Regions from separate parts of the Homo sapiens genome. Here region 1 is linked to region 2. A link is a loop called in an ENCODE intact Hi-C map of the cell type or tissue named here. Cell type or tissue: sigmoid colon. All regions are shown on one strand. Links, peaks and the distances in the headings refer to the core of each region. The heading gives the core; the rest is flanking DNA.

Evidence for each region. A loop is a pair of places that touch in the nucleus more often than their neighbours do. Peaks named below come from ENCODE experiments on the same cell type or tissue, not always from the same donor. Only the 100,000 strongest peaks of a DNase experiment are listed, where the experiment ranks them.
Region 1: a loop joins it to region 2, with 4 times the contacts of the local background. A loop is called at or near these places in 5 of 110 quality-filtered maps.

What each region holds. Positions count from the first base shown.
Region 1 is chr15:29,399,517-29,402,443 of GRCh38, forward strand. All of the region lies in intron 1 of ENTREP2 (endosomal transmembrane epsin interactor 2), which reads right to left. Among named protein-coding and RNA genes, the nearest start is that of NSMCE3, 130 kb to the left of the region's middle. In sigmoid colon, for the core only: no CTCF peak of the experiment used is centred there; a DNase peak (open chromatin) is centred at 1,409.
Region 2 is chr15:29,347,440-29,350,366 of GRCh38, forward strand. All of the region lies in intron 2 of ENTREP2 (endosomal transmembrane epsin interactor 2), which reads right to left. Among named protein-coding and RNA genes, the nearest start is that of NSMCE3, 79 kb to the left of the region's middle. In sigmoid colon, for the core only: no CTCF peak of the experiment used is centred there; a DNase peak (open chromatin) is centred at 1,122.

The sequences.
Region 1 (2,927 bases), core at 287-2,786, 52 kb after region 2:
AACCATAAGAAAATTCAGTATGTTACCTGGTTACAAAATCAATATGTTGAAAATTATAATACTATATATAGTTGTCCCTTGAACAAGAGGGGTGTTAGGGGCACCAACCTCCTGTGCAGTCAAAAATCTATGTATAACATTTTCACTCCTCCAAAACTTAACTGGTAATAGTCTGCTGTTGACTGGAAGTCTTACCAATCAGATAAACAGTTGATTAACACACATTCACATTTTGGATGTCGTATGTACTATATGCTGTATTCTTACAATAAAGAGAAAAGAAAATGCTATTAAGAAAGTCATAAGGAAGAGAAAATATATTTTACTATTCATTAAGTGGAAGTGGATCATCATAAAGGCCTTCATCCTTGTCATCTTCTTGTTGAGTAGGCTCAGGAGGAGGAGGAGGAAGAGGAGGGCTCAGTCTTGCCATTTCAGGGTGGCAGAGGTGGAAGAAAATCCACATATAAGTGGACCTATGCTGTTTAAACGCATGTTGTTCAAGGTCAACAGGATCAATATTTATTGTGCCCTGAATATATGCCAGATATACTTACTAAGTTTTTATACTTTATCCTGACAACCCTAATTAGTATGTGTGACTCTTGTGCCCGTGCACATATGTGAAAATTAAAGCACAAAGAGATTAAGTGACTTGCCCAACGTTACAATGATGGGCAGGGTTAGGACACAAGCTCTTAAACTATAGACAAACAGCTTTCCTACATATGTGCAAGCAAAGACTGGTTAGAAAAGAGAATACAATTAAAAATTCCATTTATAATGGTAAGCAAAAAGGCAGAATATCTTAGAATACACAGATTTAATAAGAGGTGAGCAGGAGCAATATCAAGGAATCCTTAAACATCTACTGGGGAACCTAAAAGACTTCATGACTAGATGGGAGGGAAATTCATTTTTTAAACAAAAAGACTAAATAATGTATAAGTTCCATGCAACTCTAATTAAAATACCAAAAAGGGGAAAAGAAAATCTACGCAATAAGAAGTGCTAGGGCAACTGGCTAGCCACTTGGAAAGAAATGAAACTTAATCTCTACGTTTCAACATTAAAATAAATTCCAGAGAAATCAAAGAGTAAAATATAAATTAAAACATAAATATTTGAGAAATTTGTAAAAGAATCTTGAAGTAAGCCTTTTAAGGCACCACACAATTTTAAGACATAATAGAAACAATTAATAAATTTAAAATGTATACGTTTATGGCTAAAAAAACCCACATTTGTTTGTGGTAGGAGGAATCTGTGTTCTCAATCCCAGGGCCTCTCTGCATCTGCATTAGAAGAACAAGTCTGTGCCTTTGACGTGTGAGGTCGGAGGCTCCTGCAGAGTGGGTGGAGTCCCGTCCCCATCCCAGAATAAACTTGGCCATGGGATATGCCTGGTGGTGAGTGGAAGTGGCACATGCCATCGCCCCGGGCCTTCTGATGCACTACGTGCTACCTCTTGCCCTCCTCCTTGCCCAGGTGGCCACTGCCCCTTCAAGCCTGGGCCCCGGAATGGACAGATGGCACAGACACAAACCCCATGAGAAGCTTGCAACCCAAAGTGGAGCCACCCCAGCTGACCTGCAAACCCAGAGGAGAAAATAATGGCTCGCTACTGTCAAGCACTGCATTTTGGTGTGGTTTTTAATGTAGCATTATTCTGAAAAGGGCCAATGAACACATTTATGGTTAAAAAAAACCCATAAAACCAAAGGCTGGTTTCAAATAGGAAAAATATTTATAATACATAAACAGACAAAAGGTTTTCTTAATTTACAAAGAGCTCGTATAAATTAATAAAAGAAACAACAGAAAAAAATGGCTGAATACGATGAATAGGATGTTTAGATTTTTAATGAACAATAAACATGTAACAGAATGCGTAGACCTACTGAATTTTCTAAAGCAAGTGAAAACAATAAGATAAGTATTTTTTTCAACGAGACTGGAAACATTTTGGTGAAGTTTTGGTAAAACCCAGTGATGGCAAAGGGCAGAGGGGAAAGAAAGTTCCTCTTAAACATTTCTTATGTTGGCATAATTTGATGTAGCCTTCCTTGGGAACAATTTCATAGCATCTCTCAAAATAAAAACTGTACATACCCATACTCAATGGTTTCAATCCTGGGAATTTAACCTGTGGATATACTAACAGAAACAGGCCAGCCTATTTACACAAGGACGTTTACTACAAAAACCTGAACCAGTGAGTAGCAATAAAGGGCTAGTTAAAAAGACTTCGGTATTTACATAGAACATGAATATGTGCATTATAAAGTTTGAGGTAGATCTATTTATGCCACTGTGGAATGATCTCGAAGATAAATAACTGACAAGCAAGACACAGCCCAGTGTGCACTGAAGGATCTCTGTGTAAACAAGAAGGAATGGATGAATGCATTTACTACATAAACATTGCTCTCTTGGAACGACGCACAAGAAACCTAACAATCGGAAACTAGATTAAGGAGGAGGCGAGGGGGAACTTGCTTTTAAATGTGTAACTTTCTGTAATATTAACCTTTAATCCATGCATGTATTATGTTAAGCATATTTAAAACTCTGCATACCATTGAACCTAGAATTCTACTTCTAAGAATTCCCAGTATTAACCAAAGGATTATGTATTTTGGAAACTGGAAACAACCGAGGTGTGCAGCAAGAGGGAATTACATATATTCATTGGGTCCTTCCTAGTTGCTGCCATTAAATCATATTATAGAAGAATATATATATATATACACACACATATATATGTATATTGTATTGTGTGTGTGTGTGTGTGTGTGTGTGTATATATGTATATTGGAGACAAGGTCTCCCTCTGTAGCCCAGGCTAGAATGCAGTGGCATGATCACAGCTCACTGTGACCTCCACCTCCCATGCTCAAGTGATCCTCCCATTTCGGCCTCCCGAA
Region 2 (2,927 bases), core at 181-2,680:
GAATTACAGGTGTCAGCCACCACGCTGAGCCTATGGCATCTTAATTTTTAAATTTTTCATCTCTTTTCACTATTTTTTCTACAGGAGATCATTATTTCATTTAATATAGATACCCATAGTCACAAAGAGACTTAGGACTTCAGAATCAGAAAACAAATCAAAAAAATACAATGTCCTACTACAAGAAAATAGTTTTTACCTTAAAAACCATGGAGAAAGGAAAGTGCTAGGAAACGATGGACCAAAGTGATTGTGATTGAAAAGAAGATAAGGGGCAACTGGAACAAAGCATTCACATGAAGTCCGTCAGCACCTAGAAGGGCTCATCAGGAGTCTACGCAGGCTCGCCAACACAGCAGCAACTGCAACACTCACTGCTCTTTTACTGACAGGATCAAGGCATGTAGACACGGTATCTGCGAGGCAGAGGTCAATTCAGATTTTTAATTTCTCTCCTGCAGCCCAGAGCCTTGTATTGGGAGACCAAACTTCCATTCACTGTCATGGCATTCTGGAGGGCACAGAGAGTCAGGTGTAACAAATATAGAGGGGCACCATCTGGGATGGGTGGGGAGTATTGTCAGATTCTGCGTCAGGGTGCAAGGGGTGGGCGAGCTTACCAGAGTGAGGGGAAATCTATAAGGAATACATGTCCAACCTTGCACTAGAGTTTGAAAAAACATCAACTTTTAAGTGCTGAATCCTGAATGCATTTATTGAGTCCAAAAATATCTGTGTATGTCTTCAATGTGTCAGGCACTGTTCTCAGTTTGGGCATGCGGCAGTGAATAAAACTGTCAAGTAAATTTCACACAGTGAGAGGGCAAGAGGCTTGATACATCATATAGGGTATTAGAAGGTGGTAAGTGGGGGAAATGGAAACAGGGGGAGGTCTAGGACAGGGAGCAGCAATGTTGAACGGGTCTGGCCTCACTGAAATGTCAACAGAACGAGAAGAGGGCCGCAGGGCTGCAGCTACGTGAGGAACAATGTTCCCGACTCAGGGAGCAGTGTGGAGGCGTGTGGCTGGAGCTGAGCTGGAGAGGAGAATCCAGGAAGACCGGCTCGGGAGTGGGAGGGGTGGTTGCAGATGGAGGAGTTGGCTTTTAGCCTGAGAGAATGTGGAGTCTTCGGAGCATTTCCATTACAGGAGTGACAGGATTTGGAATGAGCTTTGAAAGGTTCGCAAAAGTAGCTCTGAAGAAGTGGGGTTATGTGGCTTCTGCAATGTGACCCGCGATTTGGCACAACCTTGAGAACTCCAGCCCCAGTAGGAAAATGGCCAAAGGCCATAAAGAAGTCACACAAGAATTCACAGAAGAATATTTTCAGCCCCATGGTGTCATATGAGTAAAACCACACAGTTCCATTTCAGCACCAGGTGGGAACCTGTCTCCTATAAGTTAAGCGGTATAAATGAAAATTTAATCATGATTTTCCCTTTCATAGAATTGTGGCCTAACTTCTGAATTCTGATAAAATAACTTAACATTGGCCAACAAGATCACTCAGCATCTGAGACCTAATTTGATAACCATAACTCAAATATCTCATCAACTGAAGTTGCAATTAACAAAAAGTCCAGTTGGCAGAGCAGGGCCTGGATGATGAACGATTCACAGCTGATCTGGGGCTGCCGCCTCTACGGCGGTGTCTTCTTTCCAGACCCCCCGAAAGTTCACAGACTGTCACACATGCACACAACTCCCGTGGCCCTGCAAAACCAGCTCCCATCAGGAAACATGTGGGCTCCTTCCTGCATGGTACAGTGAAAAGCAAAATCCTAACGTACTTACTCGCATTAAAAAAAATAAAATGAGAAGACTCAGTTTTATGTCTACACAACTGCAAAAACAAAACAAAAGTCAGAGATGTGAACTCCAGATTGTTAACATATCTGCTGAAACAAACAGAACAGTTTAATCAGGAATGTGTACAAGCTATATTGCATACAAATTGGCATCAATCATGAATAAATGAATTTTGGCTTTTTGCATCTCATGTATGGGACTTATTTACATGGCATACTGGCAAACTGGAATGTAAACTAACAATATAAATGATATTGCAATTTAGGAGCATCCCCAAGCTGCCAGAAATAGGAAGAAGGCAGTGTTTTGGTTTCCTACAGTATGGAAAACTTATAGTGATAACCCAACTAATTCATAGCAAGGGGGAGAAGACAGCACACTAACCTTTAATAAATTAATAGGATTGGGAGGCTAAGGCAGGTGGATTACCTGAGCTCAGGAGTTCGAGACCAGCCTGGGCAACACAGTGAAACCCCGTCTCCACTAAAATACAAAAAATTAGCCTGGCGTGGAGGCGCGTACCTGTAGTCCCAGCTACTTGGGAGGCTGAGGCAGGAGAATTGCTTGAACCCAGGAGGCAGAGGTTGCAGTGAGCTGAGATAGCACCACTCTGCACTCCAGCGTGGGTGACAGAGCGAGACTCTGTCTCAAAATAAATTAAATAAATAAAAATAATAATTAATTGATTAATTAATTAATTGGAGCTGTTTTCCCTTTTCTGCAGGTACTGAAAACCATCTTATGCCTGCCTATAGGCATCTCCATTTAAGGGCTTCCCACACCCTGAAATACAAACACTACCAACCAAGCTATAAATTATATTGCTTTCTACTCCTGTTTCTACTAGCTATTTCTTTAAAATTTGCTAAAATCTGCCTACAAAACTATCTAAACTTGGTGTCTATTAAGAAATAGGGGGATTTTTCAACTCTAATTTGAGTTCTTTAATAACTATTTCTGTTTGGGTTTTCTATTTCTTCTTAAGTTTGGCTATATTATTTATAAATTAAGCCATCTCATCTAAATCTTCAAATATATTGGCATAAGGTTGCTGATTATCATGTCTGAAATCTCTTGTTTATATTATTTTCCTTTCATATTTCTCCATTATTCATG